2 separate regions of the Homo sapiens genome follow, and region 2 is linked to region 1. The links are chromatin contacts, found by Hi-C or POLR2A ChIA-PET in ENCODE. All regions are on one chromosome and are shown on one strand. Each heading gives the region's core, a stretch centred on a gene start or an enhancer-like site at or near the end of the contact. The rest is flanking DNA. Distances are from core to core; before and after follow the strand shown.

The links. A loop is a pair of places that touch in the nucleus more often than their neighbours do. ChIA-PET counts read pairs that join two places held with the same protein, here RNA polymerase II (POLR2A). Pooled maps may share reads with other maps.
Region 2: a map of endothelial cell of umbilical vein shows a loop between it and region 1 (7-fold over the local background). The contact joins two enhancer-like sites. A Hi-C loop is called at or near these places in 7 of 168 maps with a recorded cell type or tissue (CD8-positive, alpha-beta T cell, Caco-2, Calu3 and 4 more) and 3 of 50 pooled maps. POLR2A ChIA-PET finds 5 or more read pairs at or near these places in 4 of 52 experiments (BJ, HCT116, PC-3 and 1 more).

Annotation. Positions count from the first base shown.
Region 1 is chr3:151,974,194-151,978,482 of GRCh38, forward strand. No RefSeq gene overlaps it. Among named protein-coding and RNA genes, the nearest start is that of AADACL2-AS1, 48 kb to the left of the region's middle. Within about 2 kb of position 2,143, at least 6 of the 41 ENCODE cell types and tissues checked have a DNase peak (open chromatin) inside an H3K27ac peak, as active enhancers do; they include HCT116, PC-3 and endothelial cell of umbilical vein, where a contact is called at or near this core.
Region 2 is chr3:152,023,927-152,028,215 of GRCh38, forward strand. No RefSeq gene overlaps it. Among named protein-coding and RNA genes, the nearest start is that of AADACL2-AS1, 98 kb to the left of the region's middle. Within about 2 kb of position 2,250, at least 5 of the 41 ENCODE cell types and tissues checked have a DNase peak (open chromatin) inside an H3K27ac peak, as active enhancers do; they include HCT116, PC-3 and endothelial cell of umbilical vein, where a contact is called at or near this core.

The DNA of each region.
Region 1 (4,289 bases), core at 893-3,392:
ACTATGTTTTTTTAACAGTTGTAACTCCTGATACAGAAGGTCCTGGCACCATCTGGAGTCATGACTAATCTCGTGCATTTTCCCTAGAGGACAGAATTAACACACTGATCATAATCTCTTTAGCCATAATCTCCTTTAATCTTTTACAATCTCATTAGAACGTCCCCCAAACTCTGTAATGGACCTATTGTCAACTTCATTTAATGTATCCTTTTGTAATTCGTTACCTTAAATGGAAAATTTTATCATTTTAGAAATTTGGAAAATGTAGAAAATAATGTGAGCAAATGATTTAGCTCATATTTTACCAAAGAAAATATTTTATATATTTTCTCTTTTTAAAGATCTATTTTTACTTGGAGATCTTTTCTGGGTATACTTTTGCATCACTGTTTGATCTTTTCCCCTAAATGTTATCTGAGCATTTTCAACATGATCATACTTGTCATTATTTTTTATTATTATATAGTGTTTCTTGAAATAAAGGTATGGTTATTATCCTTCCACCATTCATTTATTTTGTCACTCATTAAAAATATTTATGGAGTGCTTCCATGTGCTACATACTTAGAAAACTCAGGCAGCAAGATAGAGATTATTTCTATCTTCATGGAACTTATAGCCTAACAGAGTTCATTGACATTTTAAAAAGCTATGCCAGTCAATAAATAAGCACAAATTGTGTTATGCACCATAAAAGGAAAAAAATTACAAAGTTGTTTGAGAAAGATATTGGAGAGCCTAATATTTATTTGAGTTTTAGGATACATTACAACCAACCGAGTAACTTTTGGGTTTTATGTCTGCATGTTTATTTCTCTTATCTTTCAATAGAATTATAAACTGGGAAGGTGAAGATTTTTTTGCTTATCATGTTTATACCTCCATGTGGCAGTAAATGTAGTATATTGAACACGGAACACTAAATAAATATGTATTCAATAAATTAATGATTTTTCTATAGGTATTTGTCTCCTTTTGAGGTTTTCTTGTTTTTGTTGGTGCTTGGTTTTGTACTGTTTTTCATATCTTTTATCACATAAAAATCATGGTGAACCCTAAATGGTTTGATTTATAAACATAACTTTTAAGCACAAGGTAAATGTTCTAAAGGAAAAGAAATGCCCAAATGTGTTTTCTCATGAGTTTAATATTCAAGTTCAATTATATGTTGAAAGATATGTTTCTGTGGTTTAGTGACAGATTAAAATATTGGTTTATCTTTATTATAGAGGAATAAATCCTATTAGATATAAACTCTTTGAAGCAAGAGGCTATGCTTTAAATTGGTTTCGATCAATATCCAGTGCCTTATAAAAAGAAGGTACGGCCGGGCGTGATGGCTCACGCCTGTAATCCCAGCACTTTGGGAGGCCAAGGCAGGCGGATCATGAGGTCAGGAGATCGAGACTATCCTGGCTAACATGATGAAACCCCGTCTCTACTAAAAATACAAAAAATTAGCCGGGCGTGGTGGTGGGCACCTGTAGTCCCAGCTACTTGTGAGGCTGAGGCAGGAGAATGGCGTGAACCGGGGAGGCGGAGCTTGCAGTGAGCAGAGATCAAGCCACTGCACTCCAGCATGGGCGACAGAGCAAGACTCCATCTCAAAAAAAAAAAGAAGATACCTGGTAATCAATGAATGGGTAAATGAGTAAATGAATGAATGCAAAATGGCCTTCTCTTTCATCAAACTTTATGTTCTCAAGCCATACACGTTTCATCTAGACTCCACAATGCTAGACGTTTTAGGGGGAGTTTTTCATTTTTTTGTTTTTTAATGATATTCCTAAGGTTTGAGCAGAACACCATAAAGATCATAACATTAAAATGAAATCAAAATTGGCCTTTTGCTTCCATTTTAGGGTTAACAGAAACACTGCAAGTTAGACTGCCAATCATCTCCCAATCAAATAAAATTCTTTGTTTTTCTTCTTTAGTTGTTATGTTTTATCTACATCCTTCTGCTATTCAGATGTTTTTCTCAAGTGACTTGGACATTGTAGTTCTCAGAAAAGATCTATTTTTACCAGTATGAATGAATTGTAGCTTAAGCTGCTTCCTGGCTGAGGAAGGTAGCTATTAAAACACTAACCAATAGAGGCTGGAATATGCCCAGTGGAAAGTGAGTGTACAGGAAAGCAAGCAAGAACACTGTCAGAAAAAGGAACATTTTAATGCATTCCAATGAGGCCAAAGATGCCACTAGGGTTTGAAAGGCAACCAGTTGTGATGAGCATCAATGACTCATGAAAACCACAATTTAGTTTACTTTACAGCTCCTGCTGCTGTTTCAGATGACTTAAGTCCTAAACTAATTAAGGAAAGTCACAGATTTCAGTATGGCCAAAGATAGGAATTGACCTATTTCCATCGATTTTCATTTCAGTGACACAATCATTGCTGGAGGCAATCCAACTTCTGTGAGTTTGACCTTTGTCATTAGAAAAATGAAAAAAATTAGATTTAATGATTTACAGGCTCCAATGCAGAATGATTGCTCCAAAAATAAGGTTTTCTAAAGAGAAAGAACTTTAGCGACATTCAAAATATTTCCAATTGACACACAGAAAAGTCTTGCTGTGCATTTGGAACTCTCTATTTCCACACATATCAAGGAAGGTTCGTGATGCCAGAGTTGCATTGGAGGTTCCCAAAGACCTCCTGGTTTTCCATATGGTAGAACCAGAACAGAAAGTCTTTCTAAACCCTGGGAAGCAGAGTAGCTTAAAAGTCAGCTAACTTCCATTCTAATAGCAGCTTCTGTGGAGTGAGGACATCACAATGTAAAAATGTAATCATATCTTTAAATTTTCCTTGTGGAAATAAGGTGTACAAAATTGAGCAAATCATTAACAGTACATAAATGGTCCACTGACAGACTTTTTTTTTTTTTTTTTGATTTGGAGTCTCACTCTGTTGCCCTGGCTGGAGTGCAGTGGCACGATCTCGGCTCACTGCAACCTCTGCCTCCTAGGTACAGGCAATTCTCATGCCTCAGCCTCTGGAGTAGTTGGGATTACAGGCACCTGCCATCACACCTGGGTAATTTATGTATTTTCAGTAGAGACAGGGTTTCACCATGTTAGTCAGGCTGGTCTCGAACTCCTGACCTCAGGTGATCTGCCTGCCTCGGCTTCCCAAAGTGCGGGGATTACAGGTGTGAGCCACCGCGCCCAGCCCAGACTATGAATTTATTAGGAAAAATAACATTTATAACAGTCAACCTAAGAACTACAATATTACTAGCAACTTATATTCATCCTGTGCTAACCTAGATCCATGCTTATCCACTCATTCTTCTGTCAAAACTAACGACTTTCTTGAGAATTTTGTGGTTTTCATTTTCTTGTTTTATTTATTTCTATATTATTTATGTCTTGCTCTAGCTATATATCATATATATCTATATCTAAAGAATATATTGTGTTTTTTTATTTTTATTTTTATTTTTTGGAGACGGAGTATCACTCTGTCCCCCAGGCTGGAGTGCAGTGGTGCGATTTTGGCTTATTGCAAGCTCCACCTCCTGGGTTCATGCCATTCTCCTGCCTCAGCCTCCCGAGTAGCTGGGACTACAGGCACCCGCCACCACGCCCGGCTAATTTTTTGTATTTTTAGTAGAGACGGGGTTTCACTGTGTTAGCCAGGATAGTCTCGATCTCCTGACCTCCTGATCTGCCCACCTCGGCCTCCCAAAGTGCTGGGATCACAGGCCTGAGCCTCCGCTCCCGGCGTGGTTTTTGTGTATACTGTTTTTAGTTTCCCGGAAATGCTTTTTTAAATTCAAATATTGTGTGCTAAGATCCCTACCTGTCGAATTTAGTTGTAGTTCATTAATTGTTCACTGCTGTATAATATTCTACTGTGTGAATATACTGCACTTCATGTATTCATTTTCTCATGGAGAGCAATTTGGGGTGTTTCCAGATCAGTTGTTTTCCTGTGGCAGAGAGAGTACAGAGAGTACTGCTATCAATATTTTTGTACAGGTATCCAAGTACCTACAGTTAAACTGTAAGTAGAATGGCTGAGTCATAGGGTACACAAATGTTGAACTTTATAGACAATACAAGTTGTCTTCCAAAGAAGTTGTACCAATGTGTACTGCCACCAACATTGTAGAAGAGATTGTATTGATCACCACTCTCTCCATCTCTTAGCAATCAATGTAAGACAATTTTTTCCAATCACATATTGGATATACATGTTCTTCATGTTAATCTTCTTTGGATCTTTATATATGTTATGAATATCTTCTTCTAGTTTTACCTTTTTTTTTTTTACTT
Region 2 (4,289 bases), core at 1,000-3,499, 50 kb after region 1:
AGGAGTTCGAGACCAGCCTGGCCAATATGGTGAAACTCCGTCTCTACTAAAAATACAAAAAAAAATAGCTGGGCGTGGTGGTGCACACCTGTAGTCCAGCTACTTGGGAGGCTGAGGCAGAAGAATCACTTGAACCTGGGAGGCGGAGGTTGCAGTGAGCCAAGATTGCAGTACTGCACTACAGCCTGGGTGACAGAGTGAGACTCTGTCTCAAAAAAAAAAAAAAAAAAAGAAAAGAAAAAGAAACACATTTACACATTTCACCTATAAAGACACAAAAAGACTGAAAATAAGGGGATGAAAAAAGATATTACATGTCAGTGGAAACCAAAAAGAGTAGGAGTTATGATACTTACATCAGGCAAAATTGATTTCAAAACAAAAATTATAAGAGACAAAGAAGGTCCCTATAAATGATGAAGGGATTATTTCAGCAGGAGGATGTAATGATTGTAAATATATATGCATCCAACACTGGATCACCCAGGTATATAAAGAAAATATTATTAGAACTAAAGAAAGAGATAGACCTCAATACAATAATAGCTGGAGACTTCAACACCCCATTTTCAGCATTGGACAGATATTTCAGACAGAAAATCAACAAAGTAACATTGAACTTAATCTGAACTGTAGACCAAGTCTACCAAATAGATACTTACAAAACATTTCATCCAACAGCTGCAGAATACACATTCTTTTCCTCAGCACATGGATCATTTTGTCTATAGATCATATGTTAGGACAGAAAACAAGTGTTGAAACATTCAAAAAATGAAATAATATTAAGCATCTGCTCTAATCACAGCAGTATAAAACTAGAAATCACCAACAAGAAGAATTTTGGAAAATGTACAGACACATGGAAATTAAACAGTATGTTCCTGAATGACCAGTAGGTAAATGAAGAAATTAAGGAGGAAATTTCACAATTTCTTGAAACAAATGATAATGGAAACACAACATACCAAAACCCATGGAATACAGCAAAAGCAATACTAAGAGGGAAGTTTATAGATATAAGTGCCTATATAAAAAGGAAGAAAACTTCAAATAAACAACCTTATATAGTTTGAATATATGTCCCCAGCAAATCTCATGTTAAATTGTAATCCCCAGTGTTGGAGATGGGGCCTGGTGGAAGGTGTTTGGCTCACGGAGGTGGATCTCTCATGAATGGCTTGAGCCTTCCCCTTGGTGATAAGTGAGTTCTCACTCTAAGTTCACATGAGATCTGGTTGTTTAAAGGTGTGTAACACCTATGCTCTCTACCCTGGATTTTCTCTCTTGCTCCTGCTCTGGCCGTGTGACATGCCTGCCAAAATATAGAATCAATCTAACTGTCCATCAACAGATGAATGGATAAAGAAAATGTGGTACATACACACAATGGAGCTCTATTCAACCATGTAAAAGAACGAGATCTTTTGCAAAAACATGTCATTTGCAACAACATAAATGGAACTGGGGGTCATTAAGTTAAGTGAAATAAGCAAGGCACAGAAAGACAAACTTTGCATGTTCTCACTTGTTTATGGGATCTAAAAATCAAAACAATTGAACTCATAGAGAGTAGAAGAATGGTTACCAGAGGCTGGGAAGGGTAAGGGGTGGGTGCAGAGGAACTGGGGAGGGTTAATGGGTATTAAAAAATAGTTAGAAAGAACGAATAAGTCCTAGTATTTGCTTACCCAACAAAGTGACTGTAGTGAAAAGTAATTTAATTGTATATTTTTAAATAACTAAAAAATGGGATCAGATTGTTTGTAAAGCAAGGATAAATGCTTGAGGGCACGGATACCCCATTTACCTTGATGTAATTATTACCCATTGCATGTATGTATCATAATGTCTCATGTACCCCATAAATATATCCAACTACTATGTACCCATAAAAATTAAACATAAAAAATAAAATAAAATAAGTACCTTTTTGGAGTTAATATATTACAATATATATAAAATATCTGGAATATTAATCTCCCAAATATTAATGGTGATTATACCATTGTGATGTGATTACAAGTAATTTTTCATGGTTTGTTTGTTTCTATTTTCTAACTTTCTTCTTTAATACATTTGTATTACATGTATTATGAAAACATTTTTAACGTAAAAATATGTGGGCAAAAATGCGAGTTCCGTTCATTGCCTATGACTCACATCTAATGTATGTTTAAAAGATGGGTCAGGGAAAATGTCAAGTGCCAAGCTGTGTTTATTTTGCAATAAAATAAAGGGACATAAGTAGGAAATGAATAGAACAACTACACCTAAGAACTCCTCAAATATTTGAAAAACGGCCGCAATCTGTGAGAAATTACCACACTCATGAATACCTATTAAGATTTTAATACCAAGTTAACTTGCAAGATACTTTATTGTTTTGGAGATGAATTTCTTTTTACAAGTCAAATAGATTTTTTTTTGTATATGACTCTGGCCCAGGAGAGGGCAGACCATCACACATAAAGAATTTTAACTTAAGCTTTTAAAGAAATAATGTTTATGGCATGACTAAGTCCTTAAAAAAGGAAGGGGCAATTCATCCTCAAAATATGTTGTTTTTTTCTCTCAGTATTTCCATTTCCATTTCCATTTGTAATCATCTTCAAACACAAATACTCCCTTCTAAGTAAATTGTTACTGTGGTAGCTTTGGTGTCATGATTATTCTTCCTTAAAAAGTTTACATTTATTCTGAAATTACACCTTTTTCACTGAGTAGTGAATGCCTTTTAAGATGAAAGTTTGCTGCTACTTATAAGGGAAACAAACAAAAAGAAAAATACTATGGAAATGAACGGGTCTTACACTTTTTAAAGTTTTATTTTGTTTTTAATTGATACATAATGATTGTACATATTTGGAGGTAAAGTATGATGTTTTGATATATATATACATTGTGTAATAATAAAATCAGGAAAATTAGCATAGCTATCACCTTAAATATTTATCATTGTTTTGTAGCAAGAGTATTCAAAACCCTCTCTTCTAGCTATTTGGAAAAATAAATACATTATTTTTAACCATGTTAACTATAATCATCAATAGAAAACCAGAAATTATTCCACCTAACTATAACTTTATACTCATTAACTAATCACTCTTCCTCCCTCCATTCTCCCCAGCCTCTGATAATCACTATCTTACTCTCTGTTTAAAATCAGATAAAGACACATCAGCAACAACTACAAAAAAACGCAGAGGCCAATATCCCCGATGAACATAGATACAAATATCCTCAACAAAATATTAGCAAACCAAATTATAGAACACATTAAAAATACCATTCACCATGAGCAAGTGGGATCCATTCCAGGGATGCAAGAATGGCTCGACATACATAAATCAATAAACATGATGTATAACATTAATGGAATCAAAAACAGAAACCACATAATCATTGCAATAGATGCAGAAAAAGCATTTGATAAAATAATAATAATTAAGGTAATAAAATATATAATAAATAAAAACTCAAAATAAAAGCCCTCAACAAATTGGTTATAGAGGGAATGTACCTCAGCATAATAAAGGCCATATATGGAAACCCACAGCTAATATCATACTGAGTTGAGAAAAGTTAAAAGCTTTTTCTCTGAGATCTACAACTAGACAAGGATGCCCACTTTCACCACTTCTAGTCAACATTGTACTGAAATTCCGAGCCAGAGCAATTAGGCAAGAGAAAGAAAACAAAAGGGCATCCAAATTGGAAAAGAGAAAGCCAATTATTTGTTTGCAGATGACATGATCTTACATAGAGAAAATTTTAAGTACTCCACATACAAAAAACCTCTTAAAACTGATAAATTCAGTAAAGTTGCAGAATACAAAAATCAACCTACAAAAGTAAGTAGCATTTCTATATGTCAACAGCAAACTGTCTTTTAAAAAATCAAGAAAATAACCCCATTTACAAGCACTGCAAAAAAATACCTAGGAATAAATGTAACCAAGGAAATGGGTAAAGACCTCTACAATGAAAACTATAAAACATTGATAAAAAAAACTGAAGAGGACAAAAATCAATGGAAACACATCTTGTATTCATGGACTGGAAAAATTCATATTATTGAAATTCAACTTAAGTGTCCTTCACCAGTGGATTGGCTAAAGAAAATGTGGCGTGTGTGTGTGTGTGTGTGTGTGTGTGTGTGTGTGTGTGTATTTACCATGGAATACTACTCAGCCATAAAAAATTACATAATATCTTTTTCAGCAACTTGGATAGAACTGGAGGCCATTATCCTAGGTGAAGTAACTCAGGAATAGAAAACCAAATAC